Regions from separate parts of the Homo sapiens genome. Here region 2 is linked to region 1. A link is a loop called in an ENCODE intact Hi-C map of the cell type or tissue named here. Cell type or tissue: adrenal gland. All regions are shown on one strand. Links, peaks and the distances in the headings refer to the core of each region. The heading gives the core; the rest is flanking DNA.

Region 1 (16,551 bases), core at 4,189-12,188:
GCCGCGTGAGTGCCCAGGTATGTGCTGCCTGCCCAGACAGCCGAGGAGAGCCCGCCCCGAGTCCTGGAGAGGGAGGACTGCCTTGGGTTGCGAGTTTCACAGCTCAGTCTGACTTTGGCCTCACGTGCTGCTAGCCAGCTTCAGAAGCTAGACCTTGTCTTGAATGTTCAGGTGCCAGATGGGTGTCACTGCTGTTTTCATCCCCCAAGTAGCAACTAGTTACCATTCTCCTAACTCCTATGTGTGGAGTTTGTTTGCAGAGAGTCCTCAAAGCAGAGCTAGTCATCTCGGAAATACCTCTCGCCACCTAACTGTGGACATAAACTAGTCAAGGGAGCCACCTGCTGGTGAGAGAAGAGTTACATTGGTGTAGTCCCGCCGTTGCCCTGAAATATGGTGGACCCCTGAACAACATGAGGGTTGGGGCACTGACCTTCGAGCAGTGGAAAATCCACATATAACTTTTAACTCTCCCAAAAACTTAACTACTAACAACCTACTGTTGACCGGAAACCTTACTGATAACATAAACAGTCAATTAACACAAGTTTTGTCAGTTATATGTATTATATACTGTCTTCTTACAACAACGTAAGTTAGAGATAATAGAACGTTATTAAGAAAATCCTAAGAGGCCAGGTGCAGTGGCTTACACCTGTAATCTCAGAACTTTGGGAGGCCAAGGCGGGCAGATCACTTGAGGTCAGGAGTTCAAGACCAGCCTGGCCAATATGGTGAAACCCTGTCTCTACTAAAAATACAAAAATTAGCTGGACATGGTGGTGGGTGCCTGTAGTCTCAGCGACTCAGGAGGCTAAGGCGAGAGGATTGCTTGAACTTAGGAGGCAGAGGTTGACATGAGCTAAGATTGCACCACTGCATTCCAGCCTGGGTGACAGAGCAAGACTTCATCTCAATTAAAAAAAAAAAGTCATAAGAGAAAGTGTATTTACTATTCATTAAGTGGAAGTGGTTCATCATAAAGGGCTTCATCCTTGTCATCTTCACACTGAGTAGCCTGAGAAGGAGGGAGGGGTTGGTCTTGCTGCCTCAAGGATAAAGAGGCTGAAGAAACCCTGAGTGTGAGTGGACCTGTACAGTTTGAGCCTGTGTTGTTCAAATGTCACCTGTAGAAGAGCATCTGAACCCTGGAGTACAAGGAATTACAAATAAAATCTTTCAGTAAATCAGTTGTGACAATAAACATTGACAGAAGAAACCACAGGTTCACATCTAGGATACTAATCTGAAGATCAATTTCTTGGGGCTATACGTAGAGATTTGAACCCTAATGAATGAATATTTTCTATTTAGAGAAATAAATATGAATGTTTCTTTAGTGGTAGTATACCTGGGTCACTGAAGTCATCTAAGAATGCTGTTCCAGAAATTCAAATATAGAGGGGCTGTGTGGTTTCTCAGCCAACAGCCAGCCTTGGCACCTAGTAAGGAGTTGGCCAGGAGGCGAGGAGAGAGGTTGGAATAAAGGAGACCAGTCCCTTCAGGTTCCACTCCCTTCTGATTCTCAGCCGCTGATTTGGGTCTGTGCAGTTAAGACATGCCTTGACAGGAGGATCATCTGAGGCCAGGAGTTCGAGACCAGCCTCATCAACATAGTGAGACCCCTCATCTCTCAAAAAAAAAAAAAAAAGATTAAATTTAAAAAATTAGCCAGGCGTGGTGGTATATGCCTGTAGTCCTACCTACATGGGAATCTGAAGCAGGAGAATCACTTGGGTCCAGTAGTTTGAGGCTCAGTGAGCTATGATCGTGCCAGCGCACTCCAGCCTGGGTGACAGAGCAAGACCCTGTCTCTGAAAGAAAAACAAAATGTCTTGAGATGCTAAGCACTTCCGCTTTCAGTAAAAGGGAATAGCCCCTCATCTCTCTTCCTCCTCCCACTTGTTATTACAATAAGGAAGGATTTCATGTGTGAAAGTCTCATTCTGAGACCACCAGTCAAGGGGGCACAGGTGGGGTCACACGTTGCCAGGCCCCCTTTACCCCAGACATTTTAGTGTTAGATGAAATGTCAGAGGAGAAGACCAGACTGTCCAGCCAACCACAAGCAAGATGTACATCTTCAGGAACCTCAAACAAAGTATGGCCAGCATGCCACAGTGCTGCCCGAGGGTGGCTTATTCTAGGGCCTTCCTCACCCCCTACTACTCACGCTCACCACGAGGCAGGGTTGTGGTTTGGTTTGAAGATCATTCCTACATATCAGAACACGGCGTTCTTTTCCCTTTATTTTCTCACTGTCTTCAGAGAGGAGCGTTGAGCAGGGCTATCCTTACTCTGCCATCCTCAGTCTAGAAGCTTCCTGCCTTGCTTTTTCCAATGAGTATGGTTTGCAGGTACTAAAAATAGAACTGCACAAAACTATTTTCTGTGTCCTTGGCAGTGCTGTGAGAGATTCGAGGCTTCGAGGCTGAAAACAAACCCTGGCCTCCTGACTTCAACACACCCAAACCTTGGAGAGCTCTTGATGGTTGATCTGGCCGCCCTGAGACTGTGCTGAGGCTCTCAGAGGCAAAATTTGGCGCAATAGTCAGCTTCTAGCATATCTGTGTCCTTAAACACCACTGGAAAAAAATGTGAATACATTGAAATTTTTGTGATTTAACTTGTCCTGGAATGCAGGAGGGCCTCATTTTCTTTTTTTTTTTCCTTCTCCTTTTTTTTTTTCTTTTCTTGAGATGGAGTCTCGCTCTGTTGCCCAGGCTGGAGTGCAGTGGCGTGATCTCGGCTCACTGCAAGCTCCACCTCCTGGGTTCACGCCATTCTCCTGCCTCAGCCTCCCGAGTAGCTGGGACTACTGGTGCCCGCCACCATGCCCGGCTTTTTTTTTTTTTTTTTTTTAGTAGAGACGGGGTTTCACCGTGTTAGCCAGGATGGGCTCCATCTCCTGACCATGTGAACCACCTGCCTCCGCCTCCCAAAGTGCTGGGATTACAGGCGTGAGCCACCGCACCCGGCGTAGGAGGCCTCATTTTCAAATATTGTCTCTTTGCTCCCATAAGACATTGAAATATCTGAGAAGTGTTCCTATTTTCAGCACCACATTACCTCCTAGAAGCTGGACAAAGACCATTTACTGGGTCCCGTATTCCCATTTTTGTTTGGAAAGCTTAGTCAACCTCTTTCTCCCCATCAATCCGTGTGTGAGCATACATATGGTTGAAGGTGCCCATGAAGTCAACCTCCCAACTCCCCCAAAAGTTCTGCGGGACAGTCTAGGTTTTGGTTTGAGTGAACTTTGGGGGTTTTTTGAGACAGAGCCTCACTCCATCACCCAGGCTGGAGTGCAACTGGCATGATCTCCACTCACTGCAACCTCTGCCCGCTGGGTTCAAGCGATTCTCCTGCCTCAGCCTCCCAAGTAGCTGGAATTACAGGTGTCCGCCACCACGCCCGGCTAATTTTTGTATTTTTCAGTAGAGACGGGGTTTCGCCATGTTGACTAGGCTGGTCTCGAACTCCTGACCTCAGGTGATCCGCCCGCCTTGGCCTCCCAAAGCACTGGGATTACAGGCGTGAGCCACTGCGCCTAGCCATGCTATTTTTTTGGCATCAGTTAATTAATTGTACCTGAAATCCAATGATGGGGAGGGAGATGTAGAAAACATGGCCTTGATATGCTCTTATCCTGCCTCTTGCCACTGACGCTTATCTTTCTGCTGTTGCTAGGACTGGCTTTGCTAAATTGTAGACTTAAAGAATTACAGAATAAAGGATTCCCATCATGATCAAATTATGTACTATGATTTTTTTTTTTTTTTTTTTTTTTTGAGACAAGGTCTCACTCTGTCAACCAGGCTGAAGTGCAGTGGCGTGATCATGGCTCACTGCAGCCGTGACCTTCCGGGCTTAGGTAATCCTCCCACCTCAGCCTCTTGAGTAGCTGGGACTACAAGTGTGCAACACCACACCTGGCTGATTTTTGTAGAGACAGGGTTTTGCCACATTGCCCAGGCTGGACTCGAACTCTTGGGCTCAAGAGATCCGCCCCCTTGGCTTCCCAGAGTGTTGGGATTACAGGCGTGAGCCACCATGCCTGGCTGAGAGCCAAAGAACCTTTAGGGCCTGTGGTGAAAAGCCCCTCCAAGAGGACTGACATCAGAGCTTCCTTACTCCTGGCCCAAGGGGATATGTTTTTCTTTCTTAATTTTTTGCAGCTGTAGCTCAAAGGATAATTTTTGTTTGTTTTCACTAGAATGAAGAAGATGTTTGCTTCATAGTCTTGAATAGAAAAGAAGGCTCAGGTCTGGGATTCAGTGTGGCAGGAGGGACAGATGTGGAGCCAAAATCAATCACGGTAAGTGACAGAGTCATTAGGCTCTCAGGAAAATCCCCCCTCAAGCAGCCTCAGAATGTGATCAGGGCACAAATTCCAATCAGCGGGTTCAGAGATTGCTGGATTTCATTCCCAGCTACCAACATAAAAAGGGAGAAGTGGGAGAAGTAGTACGTAAGGTTTTCGTTGACAAAAGACAAGCATTTTTAACACAGAGCTGACATGTATAGGCCATTTCCAATCCCTATAAACACAATTCGCTATAGCCTTATAATTTACCTCCATATTTTAAGCAGTAGAAAACATTAGAATCAACTGGCCAAACTTGTGTTTATACAATTACTCCCGTCTCAAAAAGTCACTCAAAATTTTACATCATTCAAAAGCCTTCAGGACCATCCAGAGGGTCACCTTCACTGCACGAGCCCAGGCCTCATTCATCTTCGTATTCCCATTGCCTCCTGGATGCCAGGCCCATGTCAGACACTAAAAAGGAGTTAAAAAAAAATGTGTGGAGACACTGGCATTGACATTTGTGTTCCATCCCCCGCACTGAATGTATGTTTTTTTTTATAAAGCAAGTGTCTACCTTAGAAAGTTCCTTTACTACAAGACCCGGCACGGTGGCTCACGCCTGTAATCCCAGCACTTTGGGAGGTCGAGGCGGGTGGATCACCTGAGGTCAGGAGTTTGAGACCAGCATGGCCAACATGGTGAAACCCTGTCCGTCTCTCCTAACAATACAAAAATTAACTTGGCATAGTGGTGTGTGCCTATAATCCCAGCTACTCAGGAGGCTGAGGCAGGAGAATCGCTTGAACCCGGGAGGCTGAGATTGCACCACTGTACTCCAGCCTGGGTGACACAGCGAGACTCCCTCTCAAAAAATAAAAATAAAAAAGGAAGGTTCCTTTACTACAGATACGCAGTTAGTTACTATCTCCCTTTTACCGGAAATCGTAAGTGGATCTGGTTTTTGTTCCCTTTTCCTTTCCTCATCCCAGGTCCACAGGGTGTTTTCTCAGGGGGCGGCTTCTCAGGAAGGGACTATGAACCGAGGGGATTTCCTTCTGTCAGTCAACGGCGCCTCACTGGCTGGCTTAGCCCACGGGAATGTCCTGAAGGTTCTGCACCAGGCACAGCTGCACAAAGATGCCCTCGTGGTCATCAAGAAAGGGATGGATCAGCCCAGGCCCTCTGCCCGGCAGGAGCCTCCCACAGCCAATGGGAAGGGTTTGCTGTCCAGAAAGACCATCCCCCTGGAGCCTGGCATTGGTAAGATGATCATTTCAACAACCAGCAGGCTGTGAGCTACTGCAGAAAGAGGAGATTCTGGTTGAACATGAAGGAAAATAACAGCTAACTAACTTCTAGATCTGAAAAATTAAATGTAGCGAAGTCTAGTGTGTTTGGATGCTGCTTACAAAAGCAGTGTTACAAATAAATTAGAAAAAAATTAGAAAATTAGAAAAATCCCCCCAGTAGTTCAAGCTGTACTGTGGAAGATTTAAAATGACTGCAGAACAGTTTCCCTAAGTGTCCTAAGAAGGAATCTCTTACATTCACAGCCTCTTGTTAGGACTGGTAAGGAAAACAGGAAACTACGTGACGGGGCGAGCAGTGTTGAAGGAGAAATTCCAGAACTAAGATTTATCCTTGGGAAACAGCAAGGTTGTATTCTTTCCTGGTTTAGAAGAAAAGAAGGAAATGAGGGGGCAAGAGTATTTTGTGTCTGAAAACAGAAATTGCAGCCTTAGTCAACCAAGAAGAACTCACTGGAAGAGGTTTAGAAACAGATTTTCTACGTTCCGTCCATATTCAGAGCCTCAGAACCACGTGCAGCGTCTGTTTCTGCAGTGCGAGCTGTTTAATGCCCTGTTAAGTACTGCAGATGTCTGGAGTGCCGTGCATCTTGGCATTCAGGGGTGACGTCTTTTTTTATTCGAGAGGGCAAAGCAGAGGGTATGGGTTAGGCAGTGCCTTCTGGGAGGGGCCTTTTGTTCCTTCTCCACATCTCTCCCTGATAAGGGTAGCTGGATTCCTTTCTACAACTTGGCTTCCTTGTGGCCTGAGCTGTTTGTAGTCCTTGCTGAAAATGGCTCCGATTCCATTTAACAAATGAGAAACACTTCTTGTCCAGATGCCTCCATGGTCCCCAGTCTTCCTTCTGTGTCATTTCACTTTCCCTCTTCCAGAGGGCTGAGGCCCTCCTCAATACAGGGAAACACCTTGGTCATCAGATCTTGTCATGCTTGCCTTTGCCCCAAAACTGTCTCGACCACTTGGTGGACTTTCAGTGGGATCCTTGTAAACTGTCAAAGGAAACCACTTCATCCTCACAGCTGCCAGTTTTTAAGCCTCGTGAACTCAGATCTGGATGGTCCTTCTGTCATTTATAATCAATCACTCAGTATTCCTGCAGCAACTTCAGGGCCTCTGGTCTTGAAGCAGACCCTGCAGAGCAATCAATCAAACGCTGAGCGCCTGGAGGGCTTAACCTCGCTCAGTTTCCTGTTCTTCAGTCTCCCTAACCCAGGTCTACCCGGTCCTATGCAGTTATATTCCTTACCATACACTGACAGCGTCCAGCTGGGGGCCCGGTGCAGTAAGCTGCACAGTAGAGATGCTGGGACGCTTTTAAATTCCTGATGCCCAGGAAATTCCCAGCTTAATTAAATCAGAAATGCCGCAGTGGGGGCCAGACACCGTTTCACGTTCCCAGGTGACTCCAGTATGCAGCCAGACTCGAGCCACTGCAATAGACCCATTTTCCTGTTGAAAAATCATGCTCCCCCCAGTGTTAGTAAATGTCCTTCAGACCCTGTGGAGTGGCCTTCTTTAAACCACGACAATGGACTGGCCTTTATGTCCAAAGGAGACAATGCTAGCTTGGCTTCAGCCCTAGTGAACAGTGAACAGAGGAAGCAGGCAGTTTAATCCATCCGTGGTCCTTCCTCTGCCTCCCAATTAACTAAGTGTGCCTTTGCAGTCAACTCTGACGTCCTTGGCTGGTAGGCAGGCAAGGGAGGGAAGTACAAGGCAAGTTTACAATCCTGATTCAAACCAGCCCACTATCCCGAAACCAGCACACAGAGCCGGCATCACCATGGAAACACATTTCCTCACAGTGGAGCAAGATGCCAGTAGAGGCAGCGAGTGTGTTTGTGAAGACAGCCATAGCCAGGGGCAGGGTTTCCCTTTGCAGGAGCAGGAGTGGCAGGAGCGGGGAGGCAGGAAGCTCTCTGGGTTCCTGGGGGCTTTGGAGTCCATTCTAACAGTCTCACATGAGACTGGGCATTTTGGTGCTGCCAAGTCTTGGTACCAGAGGATGATCTGCTGCTGCCATTAGCAGCCAGGGTTGGCAGAAAATCAAATTTGGAGTCCCCAAGTGTGACTTCAGTCCTCACTGAGAAGTGCACAGCCGGTGTGGGGGGCTTAACAAGAGCACTTTGCTTTCTGGGGATTTCTGCTTGGGCATAAAAGCATTTGCCAATGCTTGCAGAAAACACAGAACAAAGGATGCAAGTACAGCAGCAACACAGCCAGGAGGGCAGCCCCAGAATTGGGAGGCCAACAGTGCTACTGGGCTCAAGTGCTGTTATAAGTAAGTAAGTGCCCCAGGGTAGATGGGACTTGAGTGTGCCAGAAGTACATGGGGCTGGAGGCGATGCATCCTGGGGGACTTGGACATGTGGCATGATGAACAACCCTGTCATTTTCATCTTGGTGCACGCTGCGGCTGCAGGGAGAAGTGTGGCTGTACACGATGCTCTGTGTGTTGAAGTGCTGAAGACCTCGGCTGGGCTGGGACTGAGTCTGGATGGGGGAAAATCATCGGTGACGGGAGATGGGCCCTTGGTCATTAAAAGAGTGTACAAAGGTAATGTTCTAGACAACTCAGTCAGCCTTCTCTCACCTGTCATTTTTCCATGGATGTCTCAATGAAAAAAATGCCTTCCATTTAGAAATCAAAAAACCTAAACTGTTTTTAATGCTTTGTGACATACAAGGTTTATTCTGTATGGACATGTATTAACTCATGCCATCCACGTGGCAACTCTATTGGGTGGGTGTCATCATTATCCCTATTTTACAAAAGGAGAAACTGAGGCACGTAGGGTCACACAGCTGTAAGTGGCAGAACCAGGCTCCAGCCCAGGCAGTCTGGCCCCAGAGCATCTGTCCCTGACCCCTGTACTGCAGCAGTTCCTTACTCCGGGCCCCTCTCTCTGATGTGAACACACCACACTAAGTAACATCACTAGACTTGCCAGTCAGGAGTACTTAATACTGGCCAAGATCTCATTGACTTAAAATACTACACTTGTAAATGCTAGACTGCAAGAAAGGAATACAGTCCAAGCATAGCCTTTGTGGGAAAAAAAAGATGGGGGATAGATATTATTGAAATGCTTGGTAAATATCCATCTCTTTATCAACTTGCATAATTCATTTTTTGGTCTTGGGCGGTTTTTCAAAATCTTATATTAACTCATAATTGTACTAATAATATTAACAGTATAATTGTATGAACAATATTGATATGTAATTATACTTGCAAATAGATCAGAAACCCATTTAAAGTTACAGTATGTAACAGAGTAAGTAGGTCAGCAAATAACAAGGTCAATTCTTCTTAGCTAAGGATTGTTGTTTCTTTAAATGACCATCTAGTTAATGACCTTGAGATATTTCTACAATTGCATAGTAATCCCAAAACCTCTCTCCACTCTTGACCTATAGTGTTAATAGGAAAAAATACTTTTAAAAATGTATAGTTACACTTAAAAAAAAACCCCTCTATGGATCAAAAGTGGAAATGAAGCCTCTGTGGTAAGCAGCGCTGCATCCTTGGGGCCCAGAGGAAGCGGAGGATGACAGAGAAATGTGCACTGCAGGCTGGGGCCCACCCAGGAGCAGGGGCGCTGCAGACTCAGTGCCCACCCAGGAGCAGGGGCTCAGCACCCCTGTGGGCAGCCAGAGCGAAGCATCTCGTGATGCAGAGGCCTGGGACCTGCTCTTTTGCCAGTAAACTGTGGTCACAACAGGTCTGCGTTACTCGAGTGGCAGCCAGGATAGGCTGCCTGCTCCCAACGCCCGGAGCAAGCAGAAGACAGGCATAAATCAGGAGTCAGGTCTCTGTTATGTGTGAACCTATGGTACCAGGGTGAAGAGAAAACCTCAGACTCATCAAGTTAACTGTTCAAGTTGACAGAGCAGCAGAAGGAGGAGAACTAGGCTCAGGCAAGCATGTGGCAACTCGACTATAAGAGCCCTCACAACAGAAAGCTCTCAGACGAAGGGTACAGGGCAACATCCATTGCCAGCAGACCCGAAAAACAGGACACCCCATTCATGACAGAGGCAGGAATGTTACCCATGAAACAGGACCGAAGAGGGTATTCAGAAGGAGCAAGCAAATATGTAAAAAAAACAAAATGCAAGCTGGGTGTGGTAGCGCATGCCTGTAGTCTCAGCTCCTTGCACTGCTTGAGCCCCAGGAGTTCAATACCAGCCTCAACAGCAGAGCAAGACCCTGCTTCTTTAAAAGTAAAAACTAAATGCACATACACCCTCATTAGTGAAAATGGAGTTAAATGTATTTTTAAATTAATGAGTAAAAGTAAAAAATAGACTAAATCCATGTGAAGATAGATAGAATTTGTAAAAACAGAACAGAAGAAACCATTAAAAAATGCAGTATAGGGAAATAAAGAGATGACTACAAAAAGGTAATGAAAGAGTTCCAGAAGGAAAAAACAGAATGAGAGGAAATATTTGCAGAAATCATGACTAAGAATTTTCCAGAAGTGAAAAAATGACAGGACTATGCAGACTGAAAAACTCATCAAGGGGCAAAACAATCTGAATGTATTTATTTAAAACAAACAAACAAACAAAAAACAAGCCTTGTTAGGCAGAGTGGTGCACACCTGTGATCCCAGCTACTTAGGAGGCTGAGGCAGAAGGATCGCTTCAGCCCTGGACTTGGAGGCTGCAGTGAGCAGGACTGCACCATTGCACTCCAGCCTGGATGACAGAGTAGGACCCTGTCTCCAAAAAAAATAAAATTCAAACCTTGATATAATAAAGTTTCAGAATATAAAGAAGAAAATCTAGAAAGCCAAGAGAAAATTCTAGTTTGCTCACTGCATACAACAATCAGAGTGGCGGCATCAATGCCTGAAGCCAGCAACACCTTCAGAGGACTGAGGGAAAATGTCCATCACCTGAAAACCCAGCACCCAGCTAACCTGTCATTCAATAGGGTAGCTAAAATGGAGGTATTTTAAGACACTCCTGAGGGGAGCGGGAGTGGCCGCCTTCGTGGTTGGTCACAGGACACGTAGCCTCTGCAGTCCAAAGGGACACAACCCAAAAAAGCGTGTGAGCCTGCGAACCGAAGGACCAGGGCAGACGCTGACTAAAGCAGCACATCGGCTGGGGAAGCCAGGCTTCGGGACCCCACACTAGAAGAAGCCACAGGAGAGATGACATCCTTCAGATCTGCCTCCAGCAAAGCAAGAATATGACGTCCTGGACAACTTCTCAGCCTTTGTCTCTAGCATCTGGCCACAAATCTGTGAAAACTGCTATGGAAATGGATAGAGAAGAAGAAAATTGTCAGTCCCACAGACTAGCGCTTTAGATGCTCTCGTGTGCAAGCCTGTGGTTTTGTTCTTGGGGAAAGCCATTCAAGTATTTCTGAGTATGATACGGCAGATCCCACCTTTGGAAACTAGTGAGACTAAAGATGTCATTATCTGGCCGGGCATGGTGGCTCATGCTTGTAATCCCGGCACTTTGGGAGGCTAAGGCAGGCGAATCACTTGAGGTCAGGATTCACCTTATCTCGTATTTCATATTTACAAATTTCATGAGTACAGGTTTTCTGTTCATTTTGTTTTCCTGTGTCTTTAAGCTCAAGCATTAGAAAACAATATAGCAAGACTGATTTCTTTGAGTAAGGTTATTACAGAACAAGCATTTGAATAATAAAGAATTTTTTTTTTTTTAACAGGGTCTAGCTCTGTCACCCAGGCTGGAGTGCAGTGTCACAATCTCTGCTCACTGCAATCTCTGCCTCCCAGGTTCAAGTGAATCTGGTGTCTCAGCCTCCTAAGCAGCCCAAGGTGGGTGGACCACCTGAGGTCAGGAGTTAGAGACCAGCCTGGCCAACATGGTGAAACCCCGTCTCTACTAAAAATATGTTAGCTGGGCATTGTGGTGCATGCCTGTAATCCCAGCTACTCAGGAGGCTGAGGCAGGAGAGTCACTTGAACCCAGGAGGCGGAGGTTGCAGTGAGCCAGGACCACACCACTGCACTCCAGCCTGGGGTCAGAGAAGGCTCCATCTAAAAAAAAAAAAAAAAAAAAAAAAAAAAAACATATAAAATGTTCATTATATGGCAAAATTTATAAGCAAATTCAAAAGTAAGTGATTAGAAGATATTTACAATATATTTAATAAACAAAGGGTTGATATCCAGAATAGGCAGGGTACCGTGGCTCACACCTGTAATCCCAGCACTTTGGAGACCAAGGTGGGCAGATCACTTGAGCCCAGGAGTTCAAGACCGGTCTGGGCCACATGACGAGACTCCACCTCTACAAAAAATACAGAAATTACTCGGGTGTGGCGGCACGCACCTATAGTCCCAGCTACTCAGGAGCTGAGGTGGGAGAATCATTTGAGCCCAGGAGGTCGAGGCTGTGGTGAGCCATGGTTGTGCCACAGCACTCCAGCCTGGGTGACAGAGGGAGACCTTGTCTCAAAAAAAAACAATCAATCAATCAATCAATCAATCCAGAATATATGAAGAACTATATAATTCAGTAAGAAAAATACAAGAGAGAAAGTTTGGGTAAAGAAAGCAATAGCAAATGGACAGAAGTTAAAACCTAGGTGGCCAAGAAACACAGGAAGATGCTCAAACTTAAATGTATTGGATGAAAATTAGAAATATTATAAATCATTCTTTTAATCTATCAAGTTGGCCAAAAATAAAAAATCTCATACTATGATGTGTTGGCAAGGATGTGGAGAAAGGAAAACACATTTTTTTTCTCGTGCAAGTATCTACTGGTTAATCTTTAAGGAAAATTTTAGCAGTGCTTACGAAAATGGAAGCTATGAAACAATTTAAATTTCTATCTGTAGCAGAATAAAATATATTCATCTAAAGGAAAGCTAAATAGCAGTTGAAAAAATAAATTACACCTCTCTCTATATACTAACTGGGACCGGCTCAAAAACAGTGTTGAATGAAAAAAAGCCAAATGCAGATTGTGCACTGTGTGACACCAATTCATGGTAAGCATAAGGAACCTAAGAATGTGTTCAACAAAAGCTATGCAAGACCTTTTTGGGAAAAAGCATAAAAGCTTTCTAAAGGACAATTTTAAAAAATCTATGAGTAAATGGAGAGAGAGACATATCCTGCTCAAATCTGTTAAGATTCAGTTTGGCCTCATGTAATAGGAAATCCAAAATAGCAGTGGTTTAAACGAGAGAATTTATTTCTCTCTTGTGTAAAAAGTCCAAAAGCTGGCAAACCTCTGCTTTGTACAACACTGAATGTTTCCTAAAGGAGCAGTCCCCAAGCTTTTTGGCACCAGGGACTGGTTTTGTGGAAGACAATTTTTCCATGGTGAGGGTTTGGGTGGGGGATGGTTTCAGGATGATTCAGGTGCATTACATTTATTGTATACTTTATTTCTGTTATTACATTTTAATATATAATGAAATAATTATACAACTCACCATCACGTAGAATCTGTGGGAGCCCTGAGCTTGTTTTCTTGCAACCAGGCATCCCATCTGGGGGTGATGGGAGACAATGACAGATCATCAGGCATTAGATTCTCATAAGGAACATGCAACCTAGATCCCTCGCATATGCAGTTCACAATAGGGTTCACACTCACGTGAGAATCTAATGCTGCTGCTGATCTGACAGGAGGCAGAGCTCAGGTGGTAGTGTGAGTGACGGTGAGAGGCTGTGAACAGAGGAAGCTTTGCTCACTCACCCACTGCTCACCTGCTGTGCAGCCCTCCTGCCACCAGTCTGTGGCCCAAGGGTTGAGGACCCCTGTCCTAGAAGACTTTCCTCTACTTCATCTCATTCAGTCCTTCTAACAACCTAGTAAGATAACAAGACAGATATCATCATCACCATTTTGCAGATGAGAAAACTGGAGTTTGGAGAAATCTGTAACTTGCCTGAAGTCACAGATTTGAGACCAAACCCAGTCTGATTGCTCCTTCAGTGTGCGTCAGGCTGTTCTGGTTGCCTGGAACCTCCCATGTCCTGAAGCCCAGGTGAACACTCACAAAATTCTTTTGTTTCACATAACCTGAAGGCCTTCGGTTAATATGCTAGAATAGGACATTGGGTACTAAGTTAACACAAATATAATTGGTTCTTTGGTCCTTCCAAAAATGTATCTATCTCAAGAAAAGCAAGGACTAGGGACCAAATCATTTTCCTGGGGCCCACTACAGGGCTGATATTGGTGAGGTCTCTCTTCTAATGTAACTAACTGCCTCTATCATTTACCACAGAAAATGTTTTTGTCCTTGTGTGGGCTGGATTTCTTCCAAGCTGTATTTTTATCACATAATATTTATTTCAATAATTTCAATAACGACTTTCAGTAATTTAGGATGAAATCGATACATCTGCTCAGTCTTTTGAGGTCTAATCAAAATTTCTGAGAAAATTTTTTTCACACTTGGGACTTTTTCTTTCAATGCCATTTTTTTTCCATAAGATGCCTCCATAGCTGGTGTACCTTTAGAAGTATATGTGTGAGAACGTAAATGGAGGGTTTACACTTGCATTTTTTTCAAAGCTCATACAAAGCTAGACAAAGCTATAATGTGAACATGCTAAACTCTGTAAGTAAGTAGTCCCCATGGTCACTAATGAGCACATAATCACTGATTCTCAGAACTTGCATATATCAGCCAGAATCTGTTAACAATTAGAAGCTGACAGCCTGGGCAACATGGCAAGACCCCATCTCTACCAAAAATATAAAAAAAAAAGCTGTGCATGGTGGTGTATGCCTGTGGTAGCAGCTACTCTGAAGGCTGAGGTGAGAGGATCGCTTGAGCCCAGTGAGGCGGAGGCTGCAGCGAGCCAAAACTGTACCACTGCACTCCAGCCTGGGTGACAGTGTGAGGCCGTCTCAACAACAACAAAAAAAGTTGAACCTGCTTTTCTGTGTTTACTGGCTGTTTGGAGTTCAGCTGTTGATTTCCTTACCCCAACTTTATTTTGTGTTATTCTTGTTGACTTGTAGCTCTTTAGTCTGGATGTTAACCATTTGTTGATTAAATACATAGAGAGTATCTTCCCCTTGTCAGTTTATTTTTATCTTACAGATTATGTTTGGAGGGGCGGCAGGAGGGCTAGAGTTGCACTGTTTTCTGTAGACCAGTTTACTTTTATGGATATATGCTTTTTGTGTTCTAAGAAATATTTCTCTATTCAATAATATATTATTTAGATATTTTTATCACTTAAAAGTTTTTAGTTTACTTAGGATTTTTGAATACTATGAAACTGCCAAGCTATTAATTATTCTGTGTTTATTCTCGTAGGTGGTGCGGCTGAACAAGCTGGAATAATAGAAGCTGGAGATGAAATTCTTGCTATTAATGGGAAACCTCTGGTTGGGCTCATGCACTTTGATGCCTGGAATATTATGAAGTCTGTCCCAGAAGGACCTGTGCAGTTATTAATTAGAAAGCATAGGAATTCTTCATGAATTTTAACAAGAATCATTTTCTCAGTTCTCTTCTTTCTTTAGCAAATCAGAGTGACTTCTTTAAACCACAGGTTGTTGAAATGGCCAACACTGGTACAGACACGGACTATAAAAATCTCCAAGCTTGTGCTTACACATGAAGCCTGACTTAACTGTATGTGCAACAGCAATGAAATTAACTCCAGAAGCCTTCCACCTGCGTCACCCAGGCCGGGAGGGTTCCTTCGTTCCAGTGCCTGTCCCCTACCTTTATGTTATGTTTACTGATGGGGATACAAGATGTGACACACCCTTCTTTATTTGAAACAAACAAACATTTAGCTAGACCTTTGCTTCCTTCTTGCCAGCTCTCCCAACATACCCAATCCTGGTGATCAGGGAACTAAAAGTCTGAGGGGGACACAAATGTCACACCTAAGAGGACAATCAATCATTTTGTATGATTTTGTAAGTAAATGACAGAATGCTTTTAGGCACATTCAATGGAAGGAGGAGATGTAGGTCTGTATATGTTACCCTGAAAAGAGAATAAGACTTACTTAAAAAAATGAATTATGACCTGTTAGGCTGAGCTCAGGAATTGTCCAAAAAGGAAAAAGCAAAATAATTAATTGAGAGTATTTTTTAGTGAGTGTAATGTATAATGTACGTATGCAAAGTTCAACTCAATAGGTTATTGATCACCATGAAGTATTGATCATTTTCTATCTCAAAAGTGTAAGCCATAAGGCTGTTTTACAGAATAGCACTTCTGATAAGCTGTATTAAATAGCCATGAGCTTCACTGCTTAGAGGGAGCAGAAAGGTCAACATCTAAAAGCACCTTACAACTAGTTTTTGAACCTGTCTTGATAAGTGCTTGAATTCAAGACTGGTCAGTCCAAGAGCAGACAAAAATATCACAAGTCAGTCAGTCACTGGGTTTCCATTTCTGAATTTTATGCACTCCAACCATGAATTTAAACTAAATTTTTAGAAATCAAGTATCTTTCTAAGTGTCCTTGGATTTATAGACAATGTATGTACAATCCAAATAGAGGAGCTTAATGGAATCCTTTTAGGAGACTGGTTGGTTTTTTTCCCTCTTTCCCAACATGTTTAAGAAATGTAACATTCTAAGTATTGGATCTCTTTTCTTGACCTAGTATAATGACAACTGCAGTGACTTAAGTTTTTGCTGTTTTCGTTTTCCCGCTTTGCAATTTCCTCCTTTTGCCAAAAATGTTTTCCTACAGAAGACTGTCGTGACTCACGCTACTTGGGAAACTCACTCTGGCCACTCCTCCTCTGGTGGCATGAGCTGCTTCCCAGTAGCTATTCCGATTGGATATTCCGTTCGTCGTCACATAGCTGGCTTTTCTCTCCTCATGATGTACCTTATTTTCTTAGGTAAATAATTCCAAACTCTCATCGGGTCATAAAGAGGAGGAGAAACAGGGTGAGTCAAGGTAAAGGAGCAGAAATGTAGTTACAAGCCA
Region 2 (16,551 bases), core at 4,624-12,623, 54 kb after region 1:
TTGGAAGGCTGAGGTGGGAGAATCACCTGAGCTCAGGAACTTGAGGCTGCAGTGAGCCATGATCATGCCACTGCACTCCAGCCTGGATGACAGGAGTAAGACCCTATCTCAAAAAAAAAAAAAAGATAAAATATGTGGGGAAGGTTAGTAACTGGCAGCATCAAGCAGCTTATGACTGTAGTCATAATTAGTTCCTATGTTCTAAAATATAAGGATGGGAGAGGACAGAGACACCCCAAGTAGGCTGGGCCATACACTACCAGACCTCCATCTGCCTGATTCCCTTTATTCTTTCAAGTGGCTCAATTTGAATGGTAGAAAAGGGTATTGTTTATTAAGTCCCCTAAAACTGCCAACACTGAGAAGAGTTCTCACCATTCCAGTTAAGAGCTACTGTTCTGCTCTCAACTGCCTACTTACCCAGAAGCTTTTTGTTAAGAAGGAACTCAAAAGGTTGGTAACCCAAAATGAAATGTAATAAAAATATTTTGTATAAAGATCATAACAGGGATATAACCGGAAGTATAAGATTTTCCTTATATGTTATTAAAAACATTTACAACATGGGAAAATGCTCATAATATATATTCTACATGAGAAACAGATAAAAAATTATATTATCTAAAGCAGAGTGTCCAATCTTTTGGCTTCCCTGGGCCATACTGGAAGAATTATTATCTTGGCCCACACATAAAATATACTAACACTAATGACAGCTGATGAGCTAAAGAAAACAAAAAAAAAAACCTCATGTTTTAACAAAGTTTACAAATTTGTGCTGGACCAGATTCAAAGCCGTAGGCCACCTGCGGCCCACAGGCCACGGGTTGGACAAGCTTGATCTAAAGTGTAATCTTATTTTGAAGTTACATAAATATTAATACGTATGTATATCATAGGTTTGTATTTACAAAAAAACTTATAAATGTTCACATCCTTTGACACAATTCTTATGGGCCTTTAGTTAGAAAATACTGTGCACAAAAATATATGTACAAATATATTGATCACATCATTATCATAGTAAAACACAAAAACAATCTAAAAGCAAAAAAAAGGGAATAAACTCAGCACTTCCCAAACTTTCCTGACCTTGAAGCATTTTAATTTACAGTATACTTTTAACAGCCTACAGAATATTACAATTCTATGAAAATCAGTTTTAAAAATCCTGGTGCAGGAGGCGGAGGCTGCAGTGAGCCGAGATTGCACCACTGCACTCTAGCCTGGTGACAGAGCAAGACTTCATCTCAAACAAAAAAAAAAAGAAAAGAAATCCTGGTGCAGAGGTTATTACAAAACATGAAAAATTATTATGAAATCGTGTGTGTGTGTGTAGAGAGACAGAAAATAGTCCCATTTTTTAGGGAGATTAGAAGAAAAGTTTTAGCAGCAGTAATGTCTGGTGATTATGGTGATCTTTATTTTCTTTAGGCTTTTCTGTATATAGTAAAGGAAAACTCGTGGCAAGGAGATAAGTAAGGTTTTCCTTACTGATCAACTATAGTTATAGTTGTTCAAGCTTAAAAGGCAATAGTTATGATAGTGGCAGTAATTTGACAGAGGCAAAACACTAGAAGAACTAAAAACTCTCCATGAAAATAACTATGAACCACAAAGTAAAACATATTTGTGAAGTAGTAAAGAACTGTGCTCAAGAGCCCAGACCGCACAAACACCTGGCGATTCAAATCAACTCCAGCTCTACCACATACTATATAGTTAAATTTCTGAGACTAGTTTTCTTCATATAAAACAAGTTGTGAAGATTAAATAATATATATAAAGCACAACCCCTGGCAATTAGTAATTACTTAATTATGTACAATTAGAATGGAATGGGGATGGAGGACTGCAAACTCAGTTACTTAGAAAGTACAAAGAACATGACTGAATAAAGAGACCCAGGTGTGGATTGCAGCAAGCTGGACAATGTCCTCTTCCATCTATCTGGGGAAGACAGCTTAGCCCTTATCAACTGTTGCCATGTAAAATGTGGGCCTGCTCTTGCCACATCTTTTTCAAGAGGGCAGAAACGTCCGTTTCTATATATTACTTCCATCTTTGAAAGGATTACAACTCAAGTTTTACTAAACAAAACATATCTGGCAAACCAGTTTGCAACCGCTAAACATTTTACAAAACATACTACGTTATATGAATGTTCAGTTACTAGTAGTCTGTATAGGCATAAAGTACTCAAAATAGTTTCATTTTGTTTTTATGTACAAAATATTTCAAAATGAAATCACTAAAAACACTATATTTTCTATATAAGGTTGAATTCTGGTGTGACCAATGTTTTGGAAATGGCTTTCTAATAGAAATATAGGCCAGGTCCACATGGTGGCTCACGCCTGTAATCCCAGCACTTTGGGAGGCCAAGGTGGGCAGATCACGATGTCAGGAGATCGAGACCATCCTGGCTAACACGGTGAAACCCCATCTCTACTAAAAATATAAAAAATTAGCTGGGCGTGGTGGTGGGCACCTGTAGTCCCAGCTACTCGGGAGGCTGAGGCAGGAGAATAACGTGACCCCAGGAGGCGGAGCTTGCAGTGAGGCGAGATCGCGCCAATGCACTCCAGCCTGGGCAAGAGAGCAAGACTCTGTCTCAAAAAAAATAAAAAATACAAAATACAAAATTACCCAGGCGTGGTGGCGCATGCCTGTAATCCCAGCTACTCAGGAGGTTGAGGCAGGAGAACTGCTTGAACCTGGGAGGCAGAGGTTGCAGTAAGCTGAGATCGCACCACTGCACCCCAGCCTGGGCAACAAGAGCGAAACTCCATCTCAAAAAAAAAGAAAAAAAGAAAGGTGATTGTACTTGCCAAATCTAAATGGACCAGGATGAACAAATTAAGTCTCCCTCCTGAGTATCTGAACTTGCCATACTGAATCAGTTATATGGGCATGGCACTGGAGCTGTACTGGCTGTGTGGATTCAGAAGCTACTGGCCATTGGGTACAAATGCAGAGAATGAAGGTAACAGAAAGGAAAACAGAAGACAAATGCAGAGTAGAAATGAGAGAGGATGCAATGTGAGGCAAACCAAGACATACAGAGACAGAGAGGCAGACAGGCACATACACGGAATAGCATGTTTGTTGTTTTAACCTGCTATGTTTTGTTATGCAGTAAGATAATTAATACAGTGGGTGCCCAGGGCTGGCAAAATGGGAAAAGGGAGAGGTAATGGCTAAAGGGGATGAGCTTTCTTTTGGAAGTGATAAAAATATTCTAAAATTGATTATGGTGGTGGTTGTACAAATCTGAAAACCTTGAATTGTACACTTCAAATGACAATTATATGGCATATGAATCATATCTCAGAGCTGTTACAAAAAAACATTCTATAAAGTCACTTCTGAAATCTTACATGAAATTTTGATTATGTCAAAAATTAAGAATCAAAAAGTTCTTGACAAAAATAACTAATCAAGAGAATGAAGGTGACTTCAGGTAAAAGCAGATTAAAAAGACTAGACAAGAAAAGGTATCTACAGATATAAGAACTGTTAAAGAAGTAGTAAGGCTGGGCACTGTGGCTCACGCCTGTAATCTCAGCACTTTAAGAGGCCGAGGCGGGCAGATCACCTGAGGTCACGAGTTCAAGACCAGCCTGGCCAAGGCGGCAAAACCCCATCTCTACTAAAAATACAAAAATTAGCCAGGTGTGGTGGCTCATGCCTGTAATAGCAGCTACTCGGGAGGCTGAGGCAGGAGAATCGCTAGATCCTGGGAGGCAGAGGCTGCAGTGAGCCACTGCACTTCAGCCTGGGCAAAAGAGTGAAACTGTCTCAAGAAAAAAAAAAAAAGTAGTAAAACTGCATTTGCTGGTGATATTGTTGGATATTTAGAAAAACTCATAAGAGTAAATGGAAAAATTACTATAGATAGGAGTTTAGTAAAGTAGCCAGATTATATAAAATTAAACACCAGTTGTCATATACAAACAAAATACACATGTTAAAATACTAAAAAGTTAAAATATAATTGAAAAGACCTTTACAACAGCAACAAAAAGAACAAAAAATACCATGGCAAAACCTATATGAAAAGTTTAAAGTCTCTTGAAAGACTTAAAAATAGACTTGAATAATAGAAAGATATTTCATTCTTATATACAAAGTCTCAGCATTATTATTAGTTCTTCCTAAGTTAATAAATGTAATATCCCAATAAAAATAGCAACAGATTTTCCCTGGAGCTATACAAGTTACAAATAAAAGTTCCTAAAGAAAAAAAAAAAAAATAGCCAGGAAAACTTGGGGAGATAGCAACATATGTAGGGAACAGAAATGAAAGCTGTCCTACTAGATACTAAAATAGATTTAAAAGTCTCTAAAATTAAAATGATGTCACACTGGCACATGAATAGACAGACCAACAGAATAAATTCCAGAAACAAACCCAAGAACATACTGAAATCAAATACAGATTGAGTATCCCTTATCCAAAATGCTTGTGACTGGAAATGTTATGGAGTTAAGATTTTTTTTCACATTTTGGAATATTTGCATTATACCCAAATCCGAAAATCTGAAATCCAAAATGCTCCAATGAGCATTTTCTTTGATTCTCACGCTGGTGCTGAAAAAGTTTTAGATACTAGAGCATTTACAATTTCAGATTTTCGAAATTGGGATTCTCAATCTGTACACGATAAAAATGTCATCACAAATCAATGTAACATGGAAAGATGAACATTTTAAACAAACGTGTTGGGACAACCAGATAGTCATTAGGAAAAACATAATTGGATCAATTCCTTATTATACATCAATATAAATTCCAGATGGATCAGAGGCTGAAATGTAAAGTGAAATAACGTAAGTACTAGAAGACAAAATAAGAGTGAAAACCTTTATAATCTGGGAGTGAAAGAAAAAACTTCCCAGCTATTCTCAAAATCTAGGAGCAATAAAAGAGACTACCCATTTTTTTGGTAAAGTTTGCAGGGTAAAAATCATAGCAAAGTCACTTATATCACAGATAAATCTCTAGTATACAATTAGTTCCTAAAAATAAAGTTGCTTTTTTTTTTTTTTTTAATATTTTGAGGCCAGGCACAGTGGCTTACACCCGTAATCCCAGCACTTTGGGAGGCAAAGGCAGGGGGATCACCTAGGCCAGGAGTTTCAGACCAGCCTGGTAACACAGCGAGAGCTGTCTCTACAAAAAATGTTTTAAAATTAGCTGGGTGCGATAGCACATGCCTGTAGACCTAGCTACTCGGGAGGACTTGAGCCTGGGAGGTTGAGGCTGCAATGAGCTATAATTGCACTTACGCACTCTAACCGGGTGACAAAGCAAGATCCTGTCTCAAAAAAATATATATTTTGAAATATTCAATTTTTTAAAAGGTAACAGATGATGAAGTTCACAGAAGAAATGGAAACTGCTAAAACATACCAAAAGATGCTTTGTCATTCATAATAAAAATATACATTTAAAATACATGAGACCTTAACAGCAAAAAGAAACCCACCTAATTCAAAAAAAGGCAAAACATGTATATACAAACCATGAATTTGGATAAATATAGTATATGCATACAAGAAAACAGTATTCAGTCTTAAAAATTAAAATTCTGATACACAGATCTATGTAAAATTCTGATACATAGCTACAAAACATGGATGAACTCTGAAGACATTATGCTAAGTGAAATTAGCCAGTCATGAAAAGACAAAATACTCTATGGTTCCACATATATGGGGTACCTAGAATAGTCAAATTCATAGAGACAGTGGTTCCCAGGGACTGTGGAGAGAAGGAAATAGTAGCTATTGTTTAATGGATAGAGTTTCGGTATGAAATGATGGAGAAGTTCTGGAGAGGGATAGTGGTGATGACGGCACAGTGTGAATCTACTTAATGCCACTAAACTGTACCACTTAAAAATGTTTTAAATGGTACACTTGATGTTATGCATATTTTACCTTTTTTTTTTTCTTTTTGAGACAGAGTCTCACTCTGTTGCCCAGGCTGGAGTGCAGTGGCACAATCTCAGCTCATTGCAACCTCCACCTCCCAGGTTCAAGTAATTCTCCTGCCTCAGCCTCCCAAGTAGCTGGGACTACAGGCGTGCGCCACCATGCCCGGCTAATTATTCTATTTTTAGTACAGATGGGGTTTCACTACGTTGGCCAAGCTGGTCTCGAACTCCTGACCGCGTGATCCGCCCACCTCAGCCTCCCAAAGTGCTGGGATTACAGGTATGAGCCACCGCGCCTGCCCCCCCCAGCCTTTTTTTTTTTTTTTAAACTACATGAAATCATGCTTACCTATCAGACCGGCAAAAATCCAAAAGCTTGGCCGGGTGCAGTGGCTCACACCTGTAATCCCAGCACTTCGGGAGGCGAGGCGGGCGGATCACTTGAGGTCAGGAGTTCGAGACCAGCCTGGCCAACGTGGCAAAATGCTGTCTCTACTAAAAATACAAAAATTAGCTGGGCGTGGTTGCATGTGCCTGTAATCCCAGCTATTAAGGAGGCTGAGGCAGGAGAATCGCTTGAACTCAGGAAGCCAAGGTTGCAGTGAACCAGGATCACACCACTGCACTCCCACCTGGGCAAGAGAGTGAGACTCAGTCTCAAAAAAAAAACAAAAACAAAAACAAAAAAAAAACCCAAAAGCTTGACAGCATAGTTGGCAAAAATGAGGGAAACAGGCATTCTCATAACTATGATGGGAATGTCAAAATGACACCACTTTTACTGAGGGAAATTTGGGGATCTAGAAAAATCACACATAGATTTACCCTTTAACTTGACAATTCTACTTCTAAGGAATCCACTATGAAGAAACAGCCCCATAAATATGCAACAGTATATGCATATGGTTATTGTGATATTATCTGTAGGAGCAAAAGTTTGGAAACAACCCATAAATCCATCAATAAGGGACTGGATGAATATACAAAGATATATCTACCACATAATGGAATACTACAGAACCATAAAATATTTCTAAGTAATAGTGATAGAGAACAATCTTTAGAATATAACATGTAAAAAGCAAGGTGCACACAGTGTATGTAGTCCATTACCTTGTATATGAAGGAGAGGAGCAATGATATGAATATACGTATAGTTTTGCTAACAAAATATCAGAAAGATAAACTCTAACTTTTCAAGAACTACTAATGGGGGAAGGAAAGAATGAGGTAGAAGAAAGATGGAAATGAGACTTTTGAATATAACTTGCAATATAATTATATGCACTGAAAACAGAAAAAAAAAAAAAACTCCTGAAGAATGAAAACAACCGTATACTACTTAGTGATAGAGCCACAAAGAAAAGCTATTTTAACTTTAGAATACAGTATTTTGACTGCACATTCTTAATAAAAATACTACAAAGAAATTGTAAGCCAAACTCAAGTCAATTAGTAGTAATGTTGACATTTTTATTTTGAAACTGTTTTAATACAAGCGGTAAGCCAATGCAAATATTTGAAGAACCAAAATTTTCAGTAAGAAAAAAGATAAATATAAAACCCAGTAAGTTAAATAAAAATCTATAATGTTAAACTTGAACCAAAAACCACGTAAACAGATTTTTTTTCCTCTAAAATGTTTGCTAGCTCTGTCCCTTGAGGAAAATATATCCTATCTCTGTATACGAAAGAGTCCTACAAGCAGTAACAACTCAGTAACACTGAGTACACCCAGTGTACTCACACCAGAGTGTGGTCCATTCCCCACCAGATGGAAAACAGGATTCCTTGAAGGAATGACTGATTATAAGTCTGAAACAGGAAATGTACGAGTTGAGTCCAGGACATTGTGTTGGCCTTGCCAAAAAGCAAGAAATTATCAAAGGTTAATAACCTGTATCACAAAGAACACTGAAACCAACTTAGAAAATAACTCCCATAGGCTAAAAGTGAGACAATTTAAACATCAAGAAGAGTAATTAATATAAGTGAATGAAACACAATGAATATATATAAAACCGCAAGTCATAATTTTAAAAAAGAAAAGAGCCCATACCTCACTAGATACCACTGGAAGTAGCTAAGGCACAAACTCCTAACCCAAAACTTAGTAATTAAAATGAAATTAAGTGTTTATCCTGCCTTTTAAGTGCATAAAATGCACAGGATTATAAAGGAAACCAAATCAGTCATCAAAATATTAAAAATGAATTTGTGATATATGTGCTTTATTAGCAGATTAAACAAGTTCTAGTGGCAGATCTAATAACTATTATAATTCCAATGTAGTAGTGAGCAAAGACAGTATTCTGAGATATCTGCAATAACTGTGATGTGATATGAAAGTATCTCTGGTCTCTCTAGTGGTGACAAACTCACAGATACTATTAATACTTCTTTGGCTTGTGGCCTACAATTATAGTTGATGTAGATGTTAACTTTCAGGTATAGGTCACTAAAAATAAATTAATTTTTCCCCTCTCAAATGTTTCCTGAATTCTACAGTGACCCCAAGCTAAGAATCCCTAAATTAGATGAAAAGTAGGGGAAATTTCCAACAGGCAGATAGGTCTGTCACCAAATGAACTCACTGGTCTTCAAATTCTAAAACCAGACACTGGATGACTCCTGATGCAATGAACATGAAAACACATAGGATTATCTAAGAAGTCATCTTGGCTGGGTGCAGTGGCTCACACCTGTAATCCCAGTACTTTGGGAGGCCAAGGCGGGCAGATCACGAGGTCAGGAGTTCGAGACCAGCCTGGCCAACAGGGTGAAACCCTGTCACTACTAAAAATACAAAAATTAGCCAGGCGTGGTGGCATGCGCCTGTAATCCCAGCTACTTGGTAGGCCAAGACAGAAGAATCACTTGAACCCAAGAGACAAAGGTTGCAGTGGACAGAGGTTACAGTGACCCAAGATCGCACCACTGCAATCCCGCCTGGGCGACAGAGCAAGACTCTGTCTCAAAAAAAAAAAAAAATTAACGTTCTAAAATGTATTATGGTGATGGATACACAACTCTAAATACACTAAAAGTCACTGCATTGTTACCTTTTACTTTGTTTTTTTAAAGACAGGGTTTCATTCTGTCACCCAGGCTAGAGTGCAGTGGCTTGATCATAGCTCACTGCAACCTTGAACTGCTGGGCTGAAATGATCTGCCCACCTCAGCCTCCTGAGTAGCTGAGACTATAAGCAGGCACCAGCACACTCGGCTTTTTATTTTTATTTTTTTAGCAATGGGATCTCACTACGTTGTCCAGGCTAGTCTCAAATTCCTGGCTTTAAGCAATCCTCCTGCCTTGGTCTCCTCCAAAGTGCTAGGATTACAGGCATGTAATCCTGGATTGTACTGTTTAAATAAGTGAATTGTCAATTAAATCTCAATAAAGCTGTTACCAAAAAAACTAAGCCAAAAACTCCCCTTAAGCATTTCAAATGACTAAAGAAAGCCCTCAGCTTTCTGATTTTTTTAATTAGCAAAAGAGTAAGGCTATAGACTACATGTTTGTGTCCCCCCAAAACTCTCATGTTAAGATTCTAGCCGGAAGCGGTGGCTCATGCCTATAATCTCAGCACTTTGGGAGGCCGAGGCAGGCAGATCACCTGAGGTCGGGAGTTTGAGACCAGCCTGACCAACATGGAGAAACCCTGTCTCTACTAAAAATATAAAATTAGTGGGGCATGGTGGCGCATGCCTGTAATCCCAGCTACTTGGGAGGCTGAGGCAGGAGAACTGCTTGAACCCAGGAGGCGGAGGTTGCCGTGAACCAACATTGAGCCACTGCACTCCAGCCGGGCAACAAGAGTGAAACACTGTCTCAAAAAAAAAAAAAAAAAAAAAAAAAAAAAAAAAAAAAAGATTCTAACCCCCAACAGGGTCTCTGGAAGGTCATTAAGTCATGAAGGCAGAAGCCTCATGAATGCAATTAGTGCCCTTATAAAAGAGGCCCCAGAGAGTCCCTATGCCCTTCTGCCATGTGAGGATGCAATGAGAAGACAACCAGGAAGCAGGCCCTCACCAATTTCTTGTTCTTGAACTTCCCAGACTCCAGAACTGTGAGAAATAAATTCCTGTTGTTAGCTGGGCACAGTAGCTCATGCCTGTAATCCCAGCACTTTGGGAGGCTGAGGTGGGCGGATCGCCTGAGGTCAGGAGTTTGAGACTAGCCTGGTGGTCTCAGCCATGATAAAACCCTGTCTCTAGTAAAAATAGAAAATGAGCCAGGTATGGTAGTGTGCACCTGTAATCCCAGCTACTTGGGAGGCTGAGGCAAGAGAATCACTTGAACCTGGGAGGCAGCGGTTGCAGTGAATGGAGACTGCGCCACTGCACTCCAGCCTGGGTGACAGAGCGAGATTCTGTCTCAAAAAAAAAAAAAATCTGTTGTTTATAAGTCACACTGTCTATTGTGGTAGTCCCAACCTTTTTGGTGCCAGGGACTGGTTTCAGGAAAGACAATTTTTTCCACGGACTGGAGCGGCGGGGGGGATGGTTTTGGGATGAGCCTGTTCCACCTCAGATCCTATCGGGCATTAGTTAAAATTCTCATAAGGATCGCCTACCTTAGATCCCTCATCACATGCGCAGCTCATAACAGGGTTCATACTCCTATGAGAATCTAATGGCTGCTGCTGATCTGACAGGAGGCGGAGCTCAGGCAGTAATGCTCGCTTGCCCGCCCCTCACCTCCTGCTGTGCAACCTAGTTCCTAACAGGCCACAGACCAGTACCGGTCCATAGCCCGGAGATTAGAGATCCTTGGTCTATGGTATTTTACAGCAGCCCAAATAAACTAAGACAGATAACAAAACCAGTAAAGTAACTAAATAATGATTGGATTTGGGTGCCATCCACATGTGTAAGTTACTGGTAGTAATCAAGTTATGATTACGTTTTAAAAGTTCCCTTTTAAGCAATTTGTAACACAGAATGTATTTTTTCACAGAAGTAACAGCCAGGGCCCTCAGGGCCTCTATTCTCATGGTCTTCACTCAAAACCAGGGATCTTATCTGCCACTCCCTGGGAACTTGGACATCAGCATCCTTAAACCCACAACCTTTTGATGAGAACCAAATCCAACTCGGAAATTCAATCCACAAGTAACTTTTCATCATCCTTATGGGGATTCCAATCCTCAGCCTTCCTCCCTTTTTCCCACCAGTCTCCTCCGTTCTTTCCCTCATCCCCACCCAGCACAATAAGTTACTGTGCACATACCATGTGCAAAGCACTGTTCTGAGTACTAAGTACTGTGGGAGCTCATTTCAACCTTCGCAACAACCTTCTGAACTAAGTGCTATTATTATCAATCCCAATTCAAAGATGGGCAAACAACGCCAGAGTACACTACCTTCAACTACACCCTTACTAGTTTCCTAAACACATCCATTGTTTCCCACTGCATTCAACTAGCAAAACTCCAGCCCCGGATCAATCCAACTGTCACTTTTTCCATATCTGTACCTGTGTTTCTGAACTGCTGATGTAAAAAAATATTGAAATCTCAGTATATAAATGTACTGTCTCCAACTTAAACTAAACCTTTAATGATACTGGGGTTGGGCATAGTGGCTCACGCCTCTAATCCCAGCACTTTGGGAGGCTAAGGCGGGTGGATCACTTAAGGTCAGCAGATTTGAGACCAGCCTGACCAATATAGTGAAACCCCATCGCTACTAAAAATACAAAATTAGCCGGGCATGGTGGTGCATGCCTGTAATCCCAGCTACTTGGGAGGCTAAGGCAGAAGAATCGCTTGAACCCAGGAGGAGGAGGTTGCAGTGAGCCGAGATCACGCCATTGTACTCCAGCCTGGGTAACAAGAGCTAAACTCTGTCTCAAAATAAATAAATAAATAAATAAATAAATAAATAAATAAATAAAATACACACACACACACACACACACACACACACACACACACTGGGCAAAATCAGCTTTAAACTCTGTCTCAAAATAAATAAATAAATAAATAAATAAATAAATAAATAAAATACACACACACACACACACACACACACACACACACACACACACGGCAAAATCAGTTTCCCTACTCAGAGCTCTTACCACTCTCCATATCAGATATTTCAAAACCCCATTCTCCCCAAACCTCTAAAGCTCAGCTCATTTTCAGCAGATTACTTCACAAAAACAAACCAACTCAATAAACTCAATTTCATACATACCCACTCTTTTGTCTCGTTACAGTGCAGTCTGCCTAAAGCTAATCCTACCCATTCTCTCCTACTTCCCTTTGTTCACAACTCCTGCCCTCCTAAAATACCTTAAATCTCTAACATGTATACTAGCACCTGCCTATTGGCCTTCAAATATTCTCACAGTTACCATCATACAAGAGACAGACCCGGACCAACCCTGCCCTATCTCCTTTCCATTCACAGCAGACTCGAAGGTATCATCAGCAAGTCCATCTCCACTACTCCTCACTCTTCCTCCTGCTGGCTCCACAATCCCCCTCTTCTGGCAGCTCCTGCTCGGGCTCTTTGTCAGGTTACTCTTCTGCTGCCTATTCCTCCAACGGAGTGCTCTTGGCCACTTACACAGACTTCTCAGGTACTCTCACTTATTTTCAAAAAAAATTCAAATAGAAATACATGACAGAAAATTAAAAGTCTCTACTTTCTCTTCCGCTTCCATCCCTCACACATTCCCTCTTCAAGATACTCTCCATTAACATTTGGAATGTATCCTTCCAAATCCTTTTTTAAAGTGCACACAGTCATACTCTGCCATACACTGAGTATCTATGCTGTTAAAACTGTGTTAAGCATTCAGTGTACATTCTTTCTAATTCTTAGGAAACCTTGTAAAGTAGGTGCTATTCTTCCAATTTCACAAGATAATGGAACTGAGGCTCAGAGGACCTGCCACGCACTGAGTGGCAAAGCAGGGAATGAAATTGGTCTGCCTGGCTCCAAAGCCCTGGCTCCTTTTCTGTCTTGCCTTCCAAGACCTGTTTATTTAATGCATGATCTAGGTGTGCTTCCTTTCAGCCCCCTGAAACAGAAGAGGGTACAGGTTGAGTATCCCTGTACTTGGGACCCGAAGTGTTTCAGATTCTAGATTTGGAATATTTGCAAATACATAATGAGATACCTTAGGGATGGGACCTAAGTCTAAATACAAAATTCATTTGTGTTTCACATATACCTTATACACATAGCCAAATGTAATTTTACACAATATTTTAAATAGTTCTGAGCATGAAACAAAGTGTGCCAGGTATGGAATCTTCCACTTGTGATATCATGTCAGCACTGAAAAGGTTTCAAATTTTGGAACCATTTCAAATTTCAGATTTTCAGACTGGGGTGCTTGACTGGTATCACTTTTTTCTTTCCACACCTGCCACTGATCACTTCACAGCAGAGAGCACAAAACAAAGTGTGAGCAGACACTCCCTCTCAAGCAAATGAATTTTTAAGGGTTTTTCACTAGTGGTTTTTTAAAGTATATTTAACAGCATCTTGTTAGTAAGACCTAAATATAAGCTACAGTCTTTATTCTTCTGTAAGAAACACGAAGGTTTTAATACAAGAGAATAACATTTCAGTTTGCAAAGCCATTTATAAATTATCATCTAGGTTCTACAATTACCTAGTAAAATATCATCACCTTTTTACATTTGAAAAATCTGAGGTTTAGAGAAAGTAAGAAATATGACTACATTCACACTCTAGAGCAGTGATACCTCGAGCCCCAGAGCTGTGACTCTAGATACAGCACTTTTACTACTGCATCATACTGTGGGTAAGTATTTTAAGTTGAGGACATTTTGACAAGTCCTATGTAAGTTTTATATCAAGTCACTATAACATTTATTAGATACTGGCCTCTGCATTATTTTCTAAAAGCAGAAAATCATTCCCACTTGGGAGGCTGAGGCATAATGCTGCATAAAGCAAAAACTGTAATTATTTAAATTCTCAAAATAGACTGAGGTGGGAGGATCACTTGAGCCCAGGAGTTCAAGGCTGCAGTAAGCTATGATTATACAACTGCACTCTAGCCTGGGTGACAGAATGAGACTCTGGGGAAAAAAAAATTATTGGAAGTAATAAATTTCTATTTGTTTAATATACATTTTTATTATTAAAATAGAGACAGGGTATTGCTGTGTTGCCCAGGCTGGTCTCGAACTCCTGGACTCAGGCAATCCTCCTATCTTGGTCTCCCAAAGTGCTGGGATTACAGGCATGAGCCATCATACCCAGCTGGAAGTAATATATTTCAAGAATAATTTTAACTCAATAAACTCTACTGAGTGCCAAGACATTACTAAACAGAGGTGATAAAGATGACTAATATACAAAGGCATAGAATGAAAAGGAAGAAATAATAATTACAATTTCAATGTGATTATCATAATACTGATATAAATAAAATGGTGTCCCCTCACTCATTCTAAAGACAAACACTTGTGCAATACTAGGCATTGTGCTAGATGCTAGAGATACAATGGTAGGCAAAAAGGATGTGAGAGCAACTAAGAAGTTAGATTAAGGTGAAGAGTCTCACTAGGCAGTAAGAAATAACTAAGAATTGGCTGCTAGGTAGAAAAAGGCAGAGCCTTACATATAAGGATCCACTAACACAAACATGAAGACCTAAAAAAGTAATCATGGGCCAGGCGCGGTGGCTCACGCCTGTAATCCCAGCACTTTGGGAGGCCAAGGCGGGCGGACCACGAGGTCAGGAGATCGAGACCATCCTGGCTAACACAGTGAAACCCCGTCGCTACTAAAAATACAAAAAATTAGCCAGGCGTGGTGGCGGGTGCCTGTAGTCCCAGCTACTCGGGAGGCTGAGGCAGGAGAATGGCGTGAACCTGGGAGGCGGAGCCTGCAGTGAGCCGAGATCGCGCCACTGCACTCCAGCCTGGGTGACAGAGCGAGACTCCGTCTCAAAAAAAAAAAAAAAAAAAAAAAAAAATTGGGTGGCATCAAAAAGATAAGGTGAGGCTGGGCCCGGTGGTTCACATCTGTAATCCCAGCACTTTGGGAGGACGAGGAGGGAGGATCACTTGAGCCCAGGAATTTGAGACCAACTTGGGCAACACAGCAAAACCCCATCTCTACAAAAAATACAAAAAGTAGCCAGGTATAGTGGCGCACGCCTGTAGTCCCGGCTACTTGGAAGGCTGAGGTGGGAGGATCACCTGAGCCCAGCAAGTTTGAGGCTGCAGTGAGCAGAGATCACACCACTGGACTCCACCCTGGGTGACAGAGCATACCTTGTCTCAAAAAAAAAAAACCAAAGCTGAGGAAAAAAAAAAAAAAAACCAAAGCTGAGAATATGGAAAGGTGGAGAGAACTGCTGACCACAAGGGCTGGAAGAGGTCAAGGCCTTTTGAGTTTTCTGATTTGGAGCATCAAGGCGTAATGAAACTTAATATTTATTGTGCACCAACTATCAGGCACTTTACATGTGCTATTTTATTTAATTGTGACTGGAGTCATTTTGGAGGCTTGGAGGCTACTGATACGTCTGGAGGCTAAGCAGTATCTGGAAAAGAGGAATCATGGAACCAATCCCAAGGATTCTTTAAGGAAGACTCTGGGCTTGACCTAAAAATCAGAAGTCGGGCCAGGCACGGTGGCTCACGCCTGTAATCCCAGCACTTTGGGAGGCAGAGGCGGGCGGACCACGAGGTCAGGAGATCAAAACCATCCTGGCTAACACGGTGAGACCCCGCCTCTACTAAAAATACAAAAAATTAGCAGGGCATGGTGACGGGCGCCTGTAGTCCTAGCTACTCGGGAGGCTGAGGCAGGAGAATGGCGTGAACCCGGGAGGCAGAGCTTGCAGTGAGCCGAGATCGCACAACTGCACTCCAGCCTGGGCGACAGAGCGAGACTCCGTCTCAAAAAAGAAAAATAAATAAATAAAAAATAAAAAAATAAAAATCAGAAGTCAAGTGGTACTTCAAGTTTCCAAATTTCCCAAACCAGTTTTGCCAGGAATTACAAAAAGGAAACTGACCAGAGGTTCAGAACAAAGGTAGAGATAAATACACCTACTATGTGCCCATAAAAATTAAAATTTTTAAGGCCAGGCGTGGTGGCTCACGCCTGTAATCCCAGCACTTTGGGAGGCCAAGGTGGGCGGATCACGAGGTCAGGAGATAGAGACCATCCTGGCTAACACGATGAAACCCCGTCTCAACTAAAAATACAAAAATTTAGCCAGGCGTGGTGGCAGGCGCCTGTAGTCCCAGCTACTCAGGAGGCTGAGGCAGGAGAATGGCATGAACCCGGGAGGCGGAGCTTGCGGTGAGCAGAGATTGGGCCACTGCACTCCAGCCTAGGCAACAGAGCAAGACTCCGTCTCAAAAAAAAAAAAAATTAAAATTTTTAAAAAAATACACGCATAGATGAGCATCTGAATTTGAGTAAAACGTTCAGTAAGCCCAGCATATAAAGTGCAAGAGAATCAAGAAATAGTAAAAATAATGGAAATATTAAATACTTGTCACTTGTCAAGACCACTATAAACTTTAACTTACTTCTCTAGGCTAGGTAATTACCCATTTGCATTTGTTCAGCACCATGTGGTTTTCAAAGCACTCAC

Evidence for each region. Hi-C counts contacts between places; a loop is a spot of excess contacts. Peaks named below come from ENCODE experiments on the same cell type or tissue, not always from the same donor. Only the 100,000 strongest peaks of a DNase experiment are listed, where the experiment ranks them.
Region 2: a loop joins it to region 1, with 2.1 times the contacts of the local background. A loop is called at or near these places in 4 of 110 quality-filtered maps.

What each region holds. Positions count from the first base shown.
Region 1 is chr5:32,093,063-32,109,613 of GRCh38, forward strand. It overlaps PDZD2 (PDZ domain containing 2), which reads left to right. Exons shown (of 25, transcript NM_178140.4): 22 at 4,217-4,318; 23 at 5,302-5,572; 24 at 8,043-8,177; 25 at 14,907-16,551. The coding sequence ends at 15,073. It overlaps LOC105374711 (a long non-coding RNA gene), which reads right to left and starts at 15,129. Exons shown (of 4, transcript XR_007058716.1): 1 at 13,226-15,129; 2 at 13,062-13,118; 3 at 5,249-10,890; 4 at 549-4,783. RefSeq lists enhancers at 1-68, 69-568, 217-276, 4,642-5,841. In adrenal gland, for the core only: no CTCF peak of the experiment used is centred there; DNase peaks (open chromatin) are centred at 6,289, 7,419 and 7,895; H3K27ac peaks cover 2,291 bases.
Region 2 is chr5:32,146,181-32,162,731 of GRCh38, forward strand. All of the region lies in intron 1 of GOLPH3 (golgi phosphoprotein 3), which reads right to left. Among named protein-coding and RNA genes, the nearest start is that of GOLPH3, 20 kb to the right of the region's middle. In adrenal gland, for the core only: no CTCF peak of the experiment used is centred there; no DNase peak of the experiment used is centred there; H3K27ac peaks cover 616 bases.